2 separate regions of the Homo sapiens genome follow, and region 2 is linked to region 1. Evidence: chromatin loops called from intact Hi-C (ENCODE). Cell type or tissue: HepG2. All regions are shown on one strand. Links, peaks and the distances in the headings refer to the core of each region. The heading gives the core; the rest is flanking DNA. Region 1 holds the start of ZBTB47 (zinc finger and BTB domain containing 47). Region 2 overlaps ACKR2 (atypical chemokine receptor 2).

Region 1 (9,607 bases), core at 860-8,859:
GTCCCAGCTACTCAGAGGGCTGAGGTGGGAGGATCACTTGAGCCTAGGAGGTGGAGACTACAGTGAGCCATGATTGCATCTCTGCCCAGCTTGGGCAACAAAGCAAGACCCTGTCTGAGAAACAACAAATGGAGTGACCTGAGGTCTCAGGACAAACACCTGCATTCTGCATCTTGAGCCCTGATCCTGGGCCTCCTATGGCTCATAAACCCCTGAAAGAGGGTATACATGACTGGCACACTCAGACATGAGAGACAACCAGGGGTGCTCATCCCTTCCCAGCCTGCAGACGAGTCTGCCTCCCAGTGGACCTGGCCCACAGGGGTTGGGTGTATAGGCTGGCACTTCACCAGCCTCTGGTCACCTAGGACCTCTAGCAACTAAAATCTCCCATCAGGCCAGGTTCCCAGAGAAAGCCTAAGAAGAGTCCCCACTGACCTCAATGCCTCCAGCCTAATTTGGTTTTATTTTGAAGAAGCAGGGGGACTTCTATGAGCAACTATGCTATGGTACAATCGTTAAGGTCTCTGGGCCAGAACCAGGCTGCTTGGGTTCAAGTTCAACTCTGCCACTTCCCAGTTGGGTAACTGGAAGGAGGACAATTTGCTTGACCTCTATAATTCAGCTCATCTGAAAAATGGATGCTAGGGATTCCTCCTCCTAGAACTGTGGTGTATTAAACGTTTAGAAAACCAAGCATACATCAGTGGTTCAGAGGTGGTGGCCCCTGAGGTGGTGACTCTAGGAGAAGTGAAGGAGTCCCAGAGGGTTCATGTGTGGAGCCAGGTTCACTCACTAGGGAGAGGCCCAAGGCCCCCAGAACCAACAGGGCAGGAGAGGATCCTAGAAGCTGCAAGAGAGACGTGAAATGCCAAAGCCATGATGTTTATGCTGTGAGGGAACCAGGCAACCTACCGGTTTGCATGAGGCCCCCAACCCAGGGCAGCTGTAGCCTATTAGTGCTGGGTTCAGTGGAGGCAGAATTCAGGTGTAAACTCCACCCTTAACCCACCCCACACCCTGGGGATTCATGTTTTCCCGCCCTACTAGAACTTTGGGCTTCGGATCAGCGCCTAGTGGGTAGCTTTGAACTTCCCTGCCAGCCCACTGGCCACATGCTGTGCGAGTTGAGTTGCATTGCCTGTATTTTTCTGGCATTGCCCACTCTGCTCTCCCTCTTCCCCAGGCTCAGCTACACACAGCTCCATGCCCTCCGGGCTGACTCAGTCCTGCATTGTTCCCACACACATACGCATACCCACAACCTGGGCTGTTCTTTCTAACTTCAGTGGGGTTGAATCTGGTTTCCCCAACTAAGCCTGGGGACACTCCAGCACTGAGGGTAGATACTTAGGGAAATTGAGAGAAAACCCATGAGCTGTCTTCTAGAGGCAGGGGCATAGCTTTGCTGACCTTGTCAGGACCCAATCCCAAATATGTGAAGGATCACTAAGCTCTGCCCTTGCTGGGTGAGCGTCTCCAGACTCCTGACTCACCCCTGGGGCATGCATTTCTGGCCCAGGAGTCAACTCCCCAATAACTCAGTCCCTCCCTCCAGAAAGCCTGCCTTGACCTCCCTGAAGTGAAGCTCCTACTGCATGCCCCTCATCAGGACCAAGAGAGAAATTCTGCCTCTGCCTAGCTCCACCTGTTCACTCCCACCAACCAGACAACTCCTGATCGATAGGAATCTTGACTCCACTACACCAAATCCCCTCTAGTTCCCTGCAGATGCTAAATTGTCTCCACCTCCTGGCCTTTGCAGGCTTTCTGTCTGGAAAGCCCTTTCACTCCCTCATTGCTCTAGTTAATGTTCAAGTTCAAGCCTCAGCTCTGAGCAGCCCTGTGGGCCCACCAGACAGCTCTTCAAACCACTCCTTCCTGCCAGGTCCAGTGTTGCCAGGTGCCCACAGCTGCTCACAGAGCTCAGGCTCTGCCCTGGGACTCCCCAGCTGATGAGCTGCAGGCCAGAGAAGCAAGAGGGGAACAGCCGAGGCCTTCAGGGAGACTGAGTGCCTCCCCACCACCTGTCCCCTCCCTTCTCACCCAACCTCCAGCCCTTTCTGCAGCTTGACTGCTGGAGCTAAGGCCCCAGCAAGGCCCCATAGGGCCAGCATCACTACCTCAGTCACGCTGGCCACACCCTCTGTCAAGCTTTGGCTTGGCAGTGGGCCTAGCAATGTCCCATGCAGCTCTCTCTGCCAGGCTTCTTCCAGCCCGTGGAGGGGTCCCTTCTCCCCACCTCCCCTTCCCCTGGCTCCTGATGCTGATGCCTAAGTGATTTGTCCCGCTCTGAGCCTCAGAGTCCTTATCCAACCAATGGGCACACAGCCCCTCCCTAACTAACTCCTGGGCCGGTGCTAGGATCCACTGTGAGTCAGATGAGGAAGTGGGCTGGGGAGGAAGAGGCAGAAGGCAGCCCTCAGCGGGCTAGCTGGTCAGAAGCATGTAAGCTGCTCTGGCCTGGCCTTAACCTGGGGCCTCTGGGAGCTGGGCCAGCTGTCTGTGCACCCATGCAGGTACAGGATGTCTGCAGCAGCTGCCAGGGGCTTCCAGATGCCCCAGGTTTGGCCCCTGAGACATTTTCTCCCTAGCTCTGGGATAGCCTTATCCTGAGGCCCTACGTATTCTGGCAGAGAGTGGGGGTGGGGGAGGAGGCCCTTGCAATCTTACAGGACAGACCATCAGGCTGTTTCACAGCACCTGCCTAATACCCTGGTCTCTCCTCCATTTCTCCTCTGGCACCTAGAACCAAGTCACCCTGAGCCAGCGCCAGAGTTCCTGCCCACTCGTGAGTAGGACAACATACCCAGGAGATACTGCTGCAGCTGGACATGGACTTGTATGTAAACACAAGCGCACATATGTGGGGAGGGGTGTGGAATATCAGGATGGGGGCAACATGAGAGTGACCCAGGATGGGCAGTAGTGAGCTTGGGGTAGGAGGAGGGGATGTCCACAGAGGCCTCTCCTCTACAATGGTGGCCCAGTCACCATCCAGACCTTGCCAGGTCTAGTGCCCCGTGGTCCCCACCCTGCTGCCTGCTCAGCCTGGCAGCCTTCCTTTACAGCCTCCTGCCAACAGAGCCAGCCCCCTGCCCCCACGGGTGTCCATGCCAGAGCAGCATTCCGCAAGCCTGGCTGCATCTCCCCAGCAGAGGCTGAGCAAGGGGGCCACTCAGCAGTGGTCAGGTCACACGGCTAGAGGGGCACAGTGGGGCCTGGGCCTCTGGTCCCTACTCCTCTGGTCCCTCTGTCTCCTGGCCCTGGGCCAGTCACCTTAGATGATTTGATCGCTGCGGTTGTAGTCCTGGGATTTAAATCTCCTGCCCTGGGTGGCCCTATGCAGCATGAGGCCGCCAGGTAGGTATGGGTCCACTGGAGCCAAGTCCTGGAGGCACAGAGCAAAATGAGCCCTGCGCCGCCCTGGGATAGGGATGGGGGACTGGACCAGTTGGGGACCCCAGACTCACCCCCAGGTCAGAGCAGCCCAGGCGAGAGGGTGGGGGTGGTGAGCGCGGCTGGGGTGCGGGGTTCAGTCCCTCAGCGTGGGATCCCTCAGGGGAGCGGGTGGAAGCCTTTTCTGTTCGGATCCGGGGCCCGGCGCGCTCAGCTTCCTGATTTCACGGCAGCTTCCTATCCTGGCTCCCCCTCCGTGGCGCAACCGGAGGGCAGCGATGTTTGACTCCCGGACGAACTTCCCGGCAGAAAGGAGGCTCAGCACGGGAGGGTGGGGCCGGGGTCTATCTGCTCGGATATGAGCAGTGGGGACGGGCTGGGGGCTGGAGCTGGGGCTGGGGGTGGAGGGCAGCCTGCGGCAGGGCGGGCTGCACGGGGACCGCGCACACCACGCGTGTCCGCGCCCCCCGCCGGCACGCAGGCGGCCTGGCCCTTTAAGCGTCCAGACGGCGGCCCCAGCTGACGCGCGGGCTCCAATCGGCGCCCCGCGCCCCCCGCCCGCCGCGCCCGAGGCTCTGGGGCCGCAGCTGCTTGGCGCTGGACTCGCCGCGGCCCTGCGCCTCCGCCTGCCTGGCCGCGCCCCCGGGGGCCATGGTCGCGGGGCCCTGCGCGGGGGCGGCCCCCAGCGCGGCGCTTCATGGAGCGGCCCTGGCCTGGCCGCCGGGGGCAGCGCGATCCCGCGGGGCCCTGTGAGCCCCCAGCGCCACGGCACCATGGTACGCAGGGCCCTGCCTGTCCCCCCGCTTATCCGCCCACCTGCCAGCTCTGACCTCCCAGGCACACGGCCCGCGGGCCCGGGTGGAGGGGCTGGAGGGATCTTCCCCCCTCCCCCGGTCTCCCGGCTCCATCTGCTGGGTCCCGCGGGCCGGGAATGCGGCGCTGTGGCGCTGCTCTCGGTGGGGAGGGGGTTAAATTCCTGTGGTGGGGGCGCCGGCGCGCGAGGCTGAGGTCTTGCTAGGCACCGGCGAAGGGGGGCGCTCCCCTGCGCCCGGACGGCGCCGCCCTCGGGCTGGGTAATGGGGGGAAGAGGGAGTCGGATTCCCGCCTGGGCCTTGGGCCACGTGGGCGCTGGAGCCGCCCTGCCTGGGGATTCGGGATGACCCGGGCCAAGGGGGTGTGGGAGGACACCCAGAGCTCCCGTACCAACTCCTGTGTGACCTTGGGCAGATCCCCCGCCCTCTCTGGGTCTATTTCCAAGGGAAAGAGGGGAGGTAAGTGCACAGAGGAGGCTGGCATGGACACTCCCTCACCAAAAGGAGGAGCCTAGAGGTCATGAGCCTGTGCCCCCTTGCTCAGTCTGGGCCCCCCCACTGCTGCCCAGCATAGAAAGAATTGACATGGGAGGGGGGCGCAGATGGACTCCCCAGGTTTCATCATGGGGCCTTCCAGGGAGGCTCTGAGGCAGGGTAGAGAGATGAGGCTTCTCATCAGTGAGGCAAGGTACCCCTCAGGTGTAGAAGGCTCTGACTTGGGTGAGCAGCCTGGAGAGATGTCTGGCACCTGGCCAATCCCCAGCCTGACTTGGGGCAAGGGTTTGAGGGCATGAAACCCCCTGGCAACCAGAGTGCCTGACCACCTCCCTGGTCCTGCATCTTAGCTAGGCTGGAGTGACCTGGACTGCAGCTGGCACAGCCGGATGGGGAGGGGCACGCATTGCTTCCGGGAACCAGCACATCTGGCTGTGGAGGCCAGCACAGCTGGTGGGCATTGTGTGGGAGGGGCCAGACATGGGGGTGGCTGAACCCTGCTGAGGGGCTGCCAATTGTGGACTCGGGCAGCATCTCTGTGCCCAGTCAAGAGAGTCCAATCAGGTCATGAGGTTTAGGGCCCCCCAAGGGCCAAGGATGGTGCTGCCTTGGCTGAGAGTACTACCTTAGCAATGGAGTGTTTGAGAAAGCACTCCCCTCCTTTCCTGCTGAGAGGCCAGAGGGCCAAAGTCAGGCCTCATTTGGCCTAGAGGCCAAAGTGCACATGGGAAGGTTGCCCTTTCCCTGTGGCAGGTGGGCACAGGTGGGCAGTGGAGGGCATTCCATAAAGGGAGAGCAGAGAGATCTGGGGCTCTGTTGCCTGGGGTGGACTTCCCCCAACAGGCCTGGCTTCAGCAAACCCTTATCCAAGCCACTTCTCCTGCCAGTCTTTGGCCCCTGGAGGCCCTAAGGAGCCCCTGTTGCAACCCAAGTTGTACCCTGATCCTTCACTGACCTGCAGGTGCAGTGGCTCTAGGGAGGAGGGAGCAGGTAGAGGGGATAGTGGTGAGTGTGGGGAAGCACGGCTGGTCTCCAGGTGGCGGGATGTTCTCGCTTTTTAAGTCATTAAAGGCTCAGAAATCCAGCCATGTGGGGTCTAGCAAGGAAGGGGTGGTCTTAGCGGAGCTGGGAGTCCAGGGGCTCTGGACTGTGGAACCCTCTCATTCTGAGCCTCGGTTTCTCCATCTGTGTAGTAGGGGTTGGTCCCAGAAGATGAATCAGAATGAGTCAGAGGAGGGAGATGGGAGGGGCTTGGTGCCACGTCCCAGTTAGATTGGCCAGGCCTGGACAGCCTGGGACAGAGGGAGATGGATGGCTTCTTGGCTGGGGTAAGGGGTGTAGTGGAGAACTCAAGGAAGATGGTAGCCTTGGCCAGGGGCCTGGCCAGACTGGGATGTGAGGGAACACAGGATGGCTGCTGCCCTGGCTGCTGGGTGTAGGGGGCAGGGTCCAGGGCAGGCCTGGAGACAGGTGGCCCCTGGTGGCTCAGGGAGGCTCCTGCTGAGGCCCACGGTAGGTTTCTCATTCAGGTGACTGAGAAGTGGAGCTCAACCACCACCACCCCTGCCCAATCCCAGCCTACCCACTGCTCTCCTGGCGATGGAAGGCCTGGCATGGGGAAGGGGGGCGGTAGGCTGTGGATGGATGGGGCCAGGATTCATCCCAGGGTCCCCAGGGAGGCACTGACAGCTATGGAGCTGATGGTTTTGTGGCCATCAAAATATTGTGGCAAGGTACCTCCCGAATGCAGGAGGCTCAGACCTGGTTGGGCAGGCCCTGAGGAGAGCCAGAACTTGGAACCAGTGGTGCTGGTCCAGCTGGGCTGGTGGTTGGTGGATATTAACAACATCTGCACATCACTGTGTGATGGTTCTCGTGCAGGGACTGGGCAGGCTGCCTGTCTGTGCTGCCCACCTTTTGGGGAGGCTGCTGTGGTAGAGCCGGGGTGACTGAGTTGGCTTCTATTCCAGGCAATTCACAGGTGCTGGATGTGGCCCACAGGCCTGATAGTCTGACCCATCAGACATTGAGGGCCTCCGCTAGGGCTCTGGAAGCCCCAGATGGTGTGGCCTCTAAGGCAGGGCTTTCCCAGAGCCTGTGGACATGGACCGTACCTGACCTGGGGTCTGGGGGTCTACCGGGAAAAGGATCTGGGGCAGGCCTTGGGGGCCTCCTGCCTGCAAGCATGGTAGGCAGGTTCCACAGCTGTGTCCTTCCACCCCTGCAGAGCCCCTGAGTGAGAGAGAGCTGCTGGGGGCTAGGCCTGAGGCTGCAGGCAGGGGTTGGGGGCAGCCTGGCCCAAGCCCTGGCTGTGATGAGGAGACCTCACCAGGCAGTGCAGCAGGACCAGAGTGGGGAGAAGGTATAGGCCCTGAGCCTGGATTTCTTCACAGGTTTCAACTTCTGCAGCAGCCACATGGCTGTTGCGATGAGGGGTTCCCTCAGGTGCTACCCCTTGGATTCTGTAGCCAGAGACTGGGCAGTGAGCAGTGAGCCCGGCTTCTGTTCTTGAGGTGTTTGGGGCTGGGCAAGCTTGCTTTTATTGGTATGTGTGAGTGAATATGTGGAGAGAATCCACGGGGCTGAGGAAATGCTGAAGGAATGCCTGTGGCCCTCCTGGGGTGACCACCTGGTCCCGGTGTGCCTGCGATGGTCCTGGTTCTAGCACTGAAAGCCCTGCACCCCAGAAAATGCCCAGGTCCCTGGCAAACCTGGATGGTTGGTCACTGTGGTCTCTCTTTCATCCCCTTTCCTTCCCTTTCCCTTCCTGGGATGACTTTTCCCATTTCCCAGGAGATGACCCAGAGGCCCAGAAAGTGACAGGACCTGATCTTCAGCCTCAGAGGGTCACGAGTGGAGCCTGAGCTCTGAGGCAGCTCACTCAGGCTTGAATCCCTTCCTTGCTAGTTTCGGCTCTGTTGCTGTAAAGTGGAGCCACGAGTGATGGGCTGCCTCCTGGATGGCTGGCAATGCTGGGAGTGGTGCTGGGGGAAGGGCGGGCAGGGGCCCACTGGCCTTGACCCACTCCTGTGCCCTCTGTCCCCGCAGTTGCTGGTTGAGAAGACAACTGACTCCCCGGCGGCTGAGTTCTCGCTGGTGGAGGACGTGGCGCTGCACTTTGCCTGCTTGATGGGCCGCCTGAACGAGCAGCGCCTCTTCCAGCCTGACCTCTGCGACGTGGACTTGGTGCTGGTGCCCCAGCGCAGCGTCTTTCCGGCACACAAGGGTGTGCTAGCCGCCTACAGCCAGTTCTTCCACTCACTCTTCACCCAGAACAAGCAGCTGCAGCGTGTGGAGCTGTCCCTGGAGGCACTGGCACCTGGTGGCCTGCAGCAGATCCTCAACTTCATCTATACGTCCAAGCTGCTGGTCAACGCGGCCAACGTCCACGAGGTGCTCAGCGCCGCCTCATTGCTGCAGATGGCTGACATCGCTGCGTCCTGCCAAGAGCTGCTGGACGCCCGCTCTCTAGGCCCACCAGGTCCGGGCACTGTGGCCCTGGCCCAGCCGGCTGCCAGCTGCACTCCAGCTGCGCCGCCCTACTACTGTGACATCAAGCAGGAGGCCGACACCCCAGGCCTGCCCAAGATCTATGCCCGCGAGGGCCCTGACCCTTACTCGGTGCGTGTTGAGGACGGGGCAGGGACTGCTGGTGGCACAGTGCCTGCCACCATTGGGCCAGCCCAGCCCTTCTTTAAGGAGGAGAAGGAGGGTGGTGTCGAGGAGGCCGGTGGGCCCCCAGCCAGCTTGTGCAAGCTGGAGGGTGGAGAAGAGTTGGAGGAAGAGCTTGGGGGTTCTGGCACCTACAGCCGCAGGGAGCAATCCCAGATCATCGTGGAGGTGAACCTCAACAACCAGACACTGCACGTGTCCACGGGGCCAGAGGGGAAGCCAGGTGCCGGGCCAAGCCCAGCCACCGTGGTTCTGGGCCGGGAGGACGGGCTGCAGAGACACTCGGACGAGGAGGAGGAGGACGACGAGGAGGAGGAGGAGGAAGAAGAGGAAGAGGAAGGTGGTGGCAGTGGACGGGAGGAGGAGGAGGAGGAAGAGGGTGGCAGTCAGGGAGAAGAGGAAGAAGAGGAGGAGGACGGGCACAGTGAGCAGGAAGAGGAAGAGGAGGAGGAAGAGGAGGAAGGGCCTAGTGAGCAGGATCAAGAGAGCTCTGAGGAGGAGGAGGGGGAGGAGGGGGAGGCTGGGGGCAAGCAGGGGCCACGGGGAAGCCGAAGCAGCCGGGCAGACCCCCCTCCCCACAGTCACATGGCCACACGGTCCCGGGAGAACGCCCGGCGCCGGGGTACCCCTGAACCTGAAGAAGCTGGGCGGCGGGGTGGGAAGAGGCCAAAGCCACCCCCTGGAGTGGCCTCTGCATCGGCCCGAGGGCCGCCAGCCACTGATGGGCTGGGGGCCAAGGTGAAGCTGGAGGAGAAGCAGCACCATCCATGCCAGAAGTGCCCACGAGTTTTCAACAACCGCTGGTACCTGGAGAAACACATGAATGTGACCCACAGCCGCATGCAGATCTGCGACCAGTGCGGCAAGCGCTTCCTGCTGGAGAGCGAGCTGCTGCTGCACAGGCAGACAGACTGCGAGCGCAACATCCAGGTGGGCCTCACGTGGCTGGGGGCAGGGCAGAGGCTGTCCAGGTGGGGCTAGGCCATAACTGGGCTCTGGGCACCTAGTGTCTTGCTGACTGCATTACCTAGGTGGTCTGCGGAGACCAGACTTAGCCCCCAGACAGGCTGGCCCAGGCCCAGTTCTCAGGGTGGTTAGAGCTCAGGGGTAACATCAAGCCGAGCTTCCTGGGAGAGGTGGATAGAGTTGGGCGCATGAAGAGATGTGCAGAGGATTGGAACAAACAGTACCCTTGGCCAGAGGGACAAAGGGGACACATGGACTTGGGA
Region 2 (9,607 bases), core at 621-8,620, 180 kb after region 1:
GAAGAACATGTATTTTGCAGTTGTTGGGTGGAGTGTCTTACTTATATCAGTTTTAGGTATTCACTTTTCACCTGGTTAAACATTATTCATTCTTTGAGTCACAGGTCCAAAGGATTTCTTGTGTCAAATATTTCTTAATCCATCTCCCTAAGTAAAATGTAGTTTCTTCATTTGAATTTCTATAATTCTGCCAACACCTATAACTGTATTATAACTTTTATTCCAATTCAGTCTTTCTAAATTCTGATGTTATGGGTTTCTTTGTGCAGAGCCATGTTGTAACTGTATCTCCATATCACTGAAACCTTACTTCTAGTGGTAACTTTAAAGCATGTCATCGAAAGGCTGAAAGAATCTGCTGGTTATTGAGCACTTTGTCAATCCAGAGCCATAAACTACCTACAATGGATTATGGATAAGGAGAAGCAAGGCAGTGTACTCTGCCTCTGGGGAACCTACATTTTAGTTAAGAGATCTACGAGATACCAATGTAGGAAACCTTTAAGACAAGATTTGACCAAGTGCCAAGATGAAGGCACTAGGGGATTGGACTTGTTCACTTTGTCTCTCTCCCCATGCGTGGGAAAGAGGCTTGTGGAATTGTGAGGCTGGAACAGCCCTCAGGGTTTCTGATTTCTAGTCATCATCCAGCCTGTGCGTGGACACTCTCACCCACAGGGAGACGCCCCCACACTCCCATTTAGGACTTGTTGATGGTTGTTTGCTAACTTTGGGCAGAGCAAGAAAAATGAATTGCCCTTTAGCTACCACACACCCTTCAGTCTTCTCCATAAAATAAACCATAAGCCTGCAAAATCATGTGTAAAGTCAACAGGGAAAGGAAAGAGCTGTAGTCATAAATTCTAATCCCAGGAGGATATGTCAAAGGATGCTTGCATTATATATATATATATATATTTTTTTTTTTTTCTTTTCTTTTCTTTTCTTTTCTGAGACAGAGTCTTGCTCTGTCACCCAGGCTGGAGTGCAGTGGTGCAATCTCTGCTCACTGCAATCTCTGCCTCCAGGGTTCAAGTGATTCTCCTGCCTCAGCCTCCCAAGTAGCTGGGATTACAGATGCCTGCCACCACGCCCAGCTGATTTTTGTATTTTTTAGTAGAGATGGGGTTTCACTATGTTGGTCAGGCTAGCCTTGAACTCCTGACCTCAGGTGATCCACCTGCCTTGGCCTCCCAAAGTGTTAGGATTACAGGCGTGAGCCACCGCGCCTGGCCAGCTTGCATTATATTTTGATTTCAGATAAGGAAAGTCAGATCAAGTGACTGTGAGAAGGTCACTTCTTTCTTCTCCCTTCCTTCCTTCCACAATGCAGCCCCTAAAAGTGGCAACATCTTGTTTTAAGGGGAACCAAAAGGAATGTTTTCTGAGACTTATTATTCTCCTAGTGCCTACCTGTCTGTGAATGTTCTGGGAAGGTCTGAGGATGAGATTTGGAGATATGGAGATTTGGAGCGGCGAATTTATCTCACATGCCAGTTAGACACTTTATTCTGTCTAATTCAGGACAAAGACTGATGATTTGGGGGGCTAATCAGGGGATTCTTTTCAAGAATACAGTGTGATGAAGAAGGTTATCAAGACAGACTGCAAACTCTTTTCTCTAGTAACCTCTGAAAATAGAATCATAATGTGAAGTACAATACCTGCAATTATGGTAGCACACATTAAATGAAATAGGAGGATAATATAAGAGCAGGCCCATAGTTGTATATATTAGTGGACTAAATGAGTGATATCTTTATTGTGATCATCATGGTCACATTTATTGACAGTCAGTTTAGGGCAAAACACTCCTGGGAGAGGGGAGCATCAAGCCATCTGAAATTGGACGGAATTAAAGAGTTAGAAAAGGAACAGAGCAGGTGTCCTGGTATAGAGTGGACTTGAACAGGGTGAAAGAATGGGCGATCTTTGGATGGAGAGAAGGGGAGAAGAAAATGAGGGTGAGTAAAAGGCCACAGAGGTTGGAATGTGTAAGATACACATTTCATCAATGCAAAAATACCAGAAGGTGGCAAACGTGGACTTTGGTAGAGGCATGGCACAGGAAAATTGCTGTTCATAAGTCCACATAGGTGTGTCAGCTTCCAAACAATATTAGCTCACTAGATGCAAATGAATTATCCACATTACTCTGTTCCAGGCAATAGCCCCTATTGAGCTAGTGACAAAGGTAAACCATCTCTGACTCATCAGAAATTCTCTTCCCAAAGAAGTGAAGGGAGAAAATGGGAGTGGTAGGCCAGGAATGAGGGGCAATTCTGGTTGGCCCAGGGTGAGTCACTTTCCCTAATGTTCCTACCAGGAGATCAGGCCATGAGCTCTTGGCTCTGCTGCTCATTCTTGTCACCTTTCCCCCATATTCTAGCTCCCTCGGGTCACTCATCCTATCACTTTTCCGATAGGGCCGTGGAGTTGTACCCTCTCTAATTTTATAGATAGGGACCCTGTGGCCTAAAGAGGATTGGGGCTTGCCCTTCTTCCTATAGCACAGTTGGGACTAGGAGAGGGACCTCTTGACCATCAACCCCTTGCATCTGCACTCTGTCCTCTGCCATGTGACGTAACTCTTTTAGTCTTCATGCCAACTGAGAGGCAAATGAGACACAAAACAGAACATGGGAAAACTTGAAGGGGCTGTACCTTGACTGCAAAGGGCACCGGGGTACATGCGTAGAGGCAAGAAGAGTTTAGGGGCAGCAGGTCATCCTACATGACCCTATTCTCAAAAGAAAATCAGCCCCCATAATCCAGTTTCAGGTCTCATATTCCAAAACCTAAACTCTGAACTAACAAACATTGTGATTCTTTCATAGATGTCTAATATTTACTAAACAAATATTGGGACTTGTTTTCAATACCCTCTTTCAAATACCCCTTATAACAGGGTTCATATTTCTCTTCCTGAATGTTATGAGGCTTCCTCTTTCCTGCCTAACTGTCCCAAGGCCTCTCCTCCTCCAATGACCATGTGGCAATCATAGAGGGGGTCTTAGATAGTATTCCTGTATCAAAGGAAGTATGTCTAAGGAATTGGAGGATGCTGGTCGTTAGCCTCTGATTGATAAGCACTTCTTATTTATTTAATTTTTTTTTAAAATAGAGATGGGGGTTTCACCCTCTTGGTCAGGTTGGTCTTGAACTCCTGGCCTCAAGTTATCTCCCTGCCTCAGCCTCCCAAAGGGCTGGGATTACAGGCATGAGCCACCACGCCCAGCCTTTGATTGATAAACTCTTCTTTCCTCTTCCTTCATTCTGTAATGCAACCCCTAAAAGTGGCAAAATCTTGTTTTAAAATTTTGTCTGTCCCCTCCCCCAAATTTGGCATATTGAAAACAAGATATGGAGCAATAGTGACTCTGAGAGGAGAAGAGGTGTAGTGCAGGACACAAGAAGCTCCCCGCTGGTGAAATCCTGTAATGTGTTTCTTTCAAGTCCCCCTCCCTGCCTTTGTCTCCTGGTGATGAGGTGTAAGTTCTGCCTTTTTTCTTTTCTTTTTTTTTTTATTTTCAGAAAGTCTTTGTTGCTTCAGGCAAGCATCAGAAACTGAATCTGCTGGGGTGTTGGTTGGACTGTGTGGCCTCTCTTTATCCCTCTCTTCCCAGACCCCTCAAAATCAGGTGCATTCTATATCCCCTTAGGCTAGATAGACATTCTATGGATGCTCCGGTCTGCATGAGGAAGGGAACTCCAACCTCCCCCAAGTCAGTTAATTTTAAACATTTTGGTCTTTTTTCTGTATAATTTGGGATTGGTGTACCAGAAATGACTAAAAACCTGTGGTTTTCTGAGAGTGATCCTGGGACTATAATTTTCTGAAATTAAACTTCAGGCAAAAAAAATAAAAAAAAAGAGAAGAAAAGAAAAAGAAAAACAGAAACTCTCATCGTGGCCAGATGGAGCCAGAGATTTGTGAGAAGACGAGGCTTAAAGAGTAAAAGGCTATCAGTGTGCGAGATGGGTTGAAAAACAAAAAATAAAAGGTGAAATCCGAGACTGCCACGCTCACCTAGGAGAAGTTGCAAAACCTCCTTAGTGATGTTGGGAAAATTCTTTTCAGTGAAAAGTCTCTTATGGACCTGTTAAAAATATCCCAAGAGCAAAACAGCAGACCCCCCACCTTTAAAGGAGGTGTACCTTTTGTCACTTAATGCCTGCCTGTTTCAAATCCAACCTTCATTGCTTTGTGACGTTAAAACATTTCTTCTTTGCCAGCTGGCATGATGCTAAACTTTATCAGCAGGGGGCGCTGGAGGGCTAATTTCATTGGCCAATGGCAGTGGTTTCTTGCCCTCCAGCTTCAGTTGCCCAGGATGCTGCTTGCCAGTTTTGACCCATAGTTTCCTGCCTGCTAGCCCCAGCTGCTGAGTGTGGATGAGCTCCATCTAGGGCAACCCAGTTGAACATCTGTGCCATCCAGTAGCTGCAATCGCACCCTCTCAAAGGAGGTCTGCATCCTAGCTTTGGGGCAGGGCTCCCTTCTCTTCCAAATTAGTACTTTTGTAAGTAGTCTCCCTCTGCCTAGGATGTTCTTTAGAGTTCTCTTCAATTCTCTTGTAGTAGTTACTTCTCTTCAAATAGTCAATACATCTTTATATTAAACTTTCCCTGTTCAACTTACTGTGGTTACTGTCTCCTGACTCTCCTTTCATGGACCATGATGCCAAAAATGCAATTACTAGTAGGTGAAAGGTTTGATAGTTTCAAAATCAAGTGAACATAGGGAAATACATGGGCCTTAATATCACTAGAAATTTAAAGAGGCAGAACCAATTTATTCAGCCAGAAATTATGTCTATGAATTTTGTACTTAGAATTGGTATTAAATCATTGTATGGTTTAATGGTAGTGAAATGAAACACAAAACTTTGGAGACTGAGATTTTTGGAAAGATAGAGATGACCCTCCCCTTTCCTCTAGTGGCAACTGCACCAAGAACAGCCTAATACCAGAAAGCCTCCATCTCTTAAGATGTCATGACCCTTAATTGTTAGAAATTCATTGCCATCAGGCTAGGCGTGGTGGCTCATGCCTGTAATCCCAGCACTTTGGGAGGCTGAGGTGGGCAGATCACTTGAGTCCAGGAATTTGAGACCAGCTAGGCCAACACAGTGAGGACCTGTCTCTAATAAAAATACAAAAATTGGCTGGGTATAGTGGTGGGCACCTGTAATCCCAGCTACTCAGGAGGCTGAGGCATAAGAATCACTTGAACTGGGGAGGCAGAGGTTGCAGTGAGCTGAGATTGCGCCACTGCACTCCAGCCTGGGTGACTGGGCAACAGAGCAATACTCTGTCTCAAAAAAAGAATAAAAAAAAAAGAAAGAAAAAGAAAAAGAAAATGTAGTGCTATCAAATTAAGAAAATGCAAAAACCTGCACCAGTTCATCTATCAGATTAGGGCACTCCATCACCGCATACGGAACGCACAGCAATGAAATACTCTAGACCAGTGCTGTCCAATAAAAACAGGTGAGCCACCATATGATCCGTATGTGTCATTTTAATTTTTTTTTTGAGACAGAGTCTCACTGTCGACCAGGCTGGAGTGTAGTGGCATGATCATGGCTCACTGCAGCCTCAACTTCCTAGGCTCAAGCGATTCTCCCACCTTAGCCTCCTGAGTAGCTGGGACTACAGGCACATGCCACCACACCTGGCTAATTTTTCTATTTTTATTTTTTTGAGATAGGGTCTGACTCTGTTGCCCAGGCTGGAGTACAGTGGCACAATCTCAGCTCACTACAACCTCTGCCTCCTGGGCTTAAGTGATCCTCCCACCTCAGCCTCCCGAGTAGCTGGGACTACAGGCATGTGCCACCACACCCAGCTAATTTTTGTGTTTTTTGTAGAGATGAGGTTTCTCCACATTGCCTAGGCTAGTCTTGAACTCCTGGGCTCAAGCGATCTGCCCGCCTTGGCCTCCCAAAGTGCTGGGATTACAGGCATGAGCTACTGTGCTTGGGTTAATTTATAAATTTTTTTGTAGAGATGAGGGCTCACTAAGTTGCCCAGCCTTAAATTTTCTAATAGTCAACATTAAAGCCCTAAAGAGAAACAAGTGAAATTAATTTGAATGATGTATTTATTTAACCCAAAATATAAACAAATTATCTCAAGATGTAATCAACATAACAATGAGATATTTTGTTTATTTTTATTTTTTATTTTTTAAAGTATTTTTTATTTCAATAGGTTTTGGGGGAACAGATAGTGTTTGATTACATGCATAAGTTCTTTAGTGGTGATTTCTGAGATTTTGGTGCACCCATCACCCAAGCAGTGTACACTATACAATTATTAATTATTAATGAGATATTTTACATTCCGTTATTTGTACTGTCTTTGAAATCTGACATGTGCTTTATGCTTGTACTTCTCAGTTCAGACTAGTCACATTTCAGGTGCTTCATGGCCAAATATGGCTAGTGACTACTGTACTGCCCAGTTCTAGAATAGGATTTGACCACACATACTACTTAGTGGGAATGACGATTTGAGAGATCATTTAAAAAAAAAACTGCATTACAAAACCAGACTTCTGTGGCTTTATTGATCATATTAATATTGTATTTTAAGGCCATTTTCTTTTATTGGATACAGATAAACATATTAGTGATTATGTGTGTTTTTTTAGAAACCCAGATTTTCAACCCTGTGTTGAGCAAGTCTTACAAGAGCCATTTTTTCAACAGGATGTGTTCACTTTGTGTCTCTGTGTCACATTTTGGTAATTCATGCAATATTTCAAACATTTTCATTATTTTTATTTTTATTTTTTTTGAGACAGAGTTTCGCTCTTGTTGCCCAGGCTGGAGTGCAGTGGTGCGATCTTGGCTCACCATAACCTCCACCTTCTAGGTTCAAGCAATTCAGCTCAGCCTCCCGAGTAGCTGGGATTACAGGCATGCGCCTCCACGCCCGGCTAATTTTGTATTTTTAGTAGAGATGGGGTTTTGCCATGTTGGTCAGGCTGGTCTCGAACTCCTGACCTCAGGTGATCCACCTGCCTCGGCCTCCCAAAGTACCGGGATTACAGGCGTGAGCCACTGTGCCCAGCCACATTATCATTATTATACCGCTATGGTGATCTGTGATCAATGATCTTTGATGTTACTATGCAATTGTTTTGGGTGTCCATATAAGACGAGAACCTAATGGATAAATGTTGTGTGTTTTCTTTTTTTTCGGTAGGGAAGACAGGGTCTCACTCTGTTGCTTAGACTACAGTACAGTCACACGATCATGCCTCACTGCATCCTTGACATCCTGGGCTCAAGTGATCCACCCACCTCAGCCCCACAAATATGTAGGACTATAGACTCGAGCCACTATGTCTGGGTAATTTTTTTTATTTTAATTTTTTAATTAATTAATTAATTTATTTATTTACTTATTTTGAGATGGAGTCTCACTCTGTCGCCAGGCTGCAGTACAATGGTGTGATCTCGGCTCACTGCAACCTCCACCTCTCGGGTTCAAGTGATTCTTCTGCCTCAGCCTCCTGAGTAGCTGGGACTACAGGTGCGCACCACCATGCCCAGCTAATTTTTTGTATTTTTAGTAGAGATGGGGTTTCACCATGTTGGCCAGGATGGTCTCGATCTCTTGACCTCGTGATCCACCTGCCTTGGCCTCCCAAAGTGCTGGGATTACAGGCATGAGCCACTGTGCCCGGGCAAATTTTTTTTTTATTATTATTTTTTGAGACAGTTTCTCACTCTGCTACCCAGGCTGGAGTGCCAGTGGCCCGATCTCGGCTCACTGCAGCCTCTGCCTCCCAGGTTGAAGTGATCCTCCTGCCTCAGCTTCCCGAGTAGCTGGAACTGCAGGCACGCACCACCACCCTTGGCTAATTTTTGCACTTTTTTGGTAGAGATGGGGTTTTGCCTTGTTGGTCTTGAACTCCTAGGCTCAAGCGATCCACCCAACTCGGTCTCCCAAAGTGCTGGGATTACAAGCATGAGCCAGCACGATCGGCCTGAATTTCTTAATGTTTTCCTTCACTGGGCATTTAGGACCTTGTTAAAGAAGGCCTTTCATCTCCAGAGCCCATGAAGATGCTCTCCCATAGCATCTTCTAGGCTTTAAAACATTCAGAGCTTATTTGCTGTGTGGTGTTGGTGAGGGCTCTAATTTTTCTCCCCGCAACCCAGATAACCAGGGTCACCCAGTTAACAGAGCTTTAGAGTCCACGTTGCTTTCCGTTGCTCACGTCTTCACTGACTGCTCTGTTCATCTGCCTATCTCAGAATCACACCCTTTCTCCAGGACCACTCTCCTTCTGCTGGAAGTACGTTCTTCAGTGAGTTCCTTGAGTCTCACTCTCCTGAGTTTCGTGTTGTGATAAATTCTGTTTCCCATCTGGAAATGCCCTTTACCGTGAGCAGATTCTTGAACAACCATCAATTTCAACTCCTGATTCTAATTTGATGGTGAAGAGTCCCAAGTCACACTCACTGTATCCCATGGCTTCCGGCTCCCACTGTGGCCACTACGAAGTCTACTCTCAGTCTCAGCGTCTGCTCTCTGTAATCTGTGCTTTTTCCTTGGCTGCATTAAAGATCTTCTCTTTGCCTTTGGTGTGCTGCAATTTCATTATGATATGGGTGTGGATTTCTGTGCTTCCTGATTCTGCGTATTCAACCTCCACTGAAATGGGTGACTCGTGGTTCCCAGGTCCCTCCTTCCTCCTTCTGCCCACCCGAGCCTGGGCATCTTACTATGGGGTACAGTTGGGTGAAGGAGCATCATAGAAGCACCCTAGAAGAGATGATTGGTGCATTAGAAGCTGTCTGCCAGGTCTGAGTTGTGTTATGCTTATTCTCTGGGTAGTCTGAGGCAACCCCTGAGAAAGGCAGGTATTACTACAGTCAGAAGAACTGCTCCAGGAATGCATTCCTCCCCAGAAAAATCTCATATCTAAACTGAGAGTAATTCACGTATTATGGAACAATTTTCCAAACATATATATAAATTACAAACCACACCTCTCTCCCACCTCCAAAGTTGTGATGAGATAAAAGCAAAACTGTAGCACCAGCAAAACTAAATAAAACTTTGTAATAAGGCTTTAAGTGCCCTGAATCTCTTCCAAGGATCAAGATGAACCCTAGAGCTGCAATTCCACAATCCACCAGATCCTGGGACTCAGGCCATATCAACATGGTTATCTAGCTGGCATTCCAACCCCAAGAGGTTTCTTACTTGTCTGTTGCTTTCTTATTATCAAGTCCTCACTTAGGTTCTGTGTTCCTTTGCAGCCCAGACCACCCTAGACTCCATACGGCACCTCTATTCCAGCAGTATACCAGGGTCTATTAAAAGAAATCCAGAGAAACAACTCAGATGGAAAGGGCCCTGTGGCGTTCTGTTGACCATTGTCATGACTCTGTGGGGCTCTAGACCATTCTTGAGGATAGGAGGGTGACAAGCCACAAGGTGCACAACCAGCAGTGCACAAGGTGAACTTGAATACAATTCAGAGTCTGCCAAAGCCCTGCGACAGTTTTAGCCAAGAAAGGAAAGGGAGTTACTGTGTGGCATTCAAGATGGACTGAGTGAAGACTACAGATAAGTTTCCTAG

What was found. Peaks named below come from ENCODE experiments on the same cell type or tissue, not always from the same donor. Only the 100,000 strongest peaks of a DNase experiment are listed, where the experiment ranks them.
Region 2: a loop joins it to region 1, with 4 times the contacts of the local background. A loop is called at or near these places in 4 of 110 quality-filtered maps.

Annotation. Positions count from the first base shown.
Region 1 is chr3:42,650,521-42,660,127 of GRCh38, forward strand. ZBTB47 (zinc finger and BTB domain containing 47) reads left to right here and starts at 3,177. Exons shown (of 6, transcript NM_145166.4): 1 at 3,177-3,363; 2 at 7,755-9,308. The coding sequence starts at 7,836. It overlaps ZBTB47-AS1 (ZBTB47 and NKTR antisense RNA 1), which reads right to left and starts at 3,868. Exons shown (of 3, transcript NR_125400.1): 1 at 3,474-3,868. RefSeq lists enhancers at 3,151-3,792, 5,857-6,151, 8,813-9,607 and silencers at 3,798-4,157, 4,198-4,277. In HepG2, for the core only: a CTCF peak has its summit at 4,451; DNase peaks (open chromatin) are centred at 2,402 and 4,521; H3K4me3 peaks cover 1,991 bases.
Region 2 is chr3:42,827,176-42,836,782 of GRCh38, forward strand. The region is part of intron 2 of ACKR2 (atypical chemokine receptor 2); the gene reads left to right. It overlaps LOC124909373 (a long non-coding RNA gene), which reads right to left. Exons shown (of 2, transcript XR_007095895.1): 2 at 6,556-8,784. Among named protein-coding and RNA genes, the nearest start is that of ACKR2, 23 kb to the left of the region's middle. RefSeq lists an enhancer at 9,442-9,607 and a silencer at 9,442-9,607. In HepG2, for the core only: CTCF peaks have their summits at 3,383 and 4,262 (motif pointing right); DNase peaks (open chromatin) are centred at 2,106, 2,756, 3,396, 4,276 and 1 weaker place; H3K4me3 peaks cover 578 bases.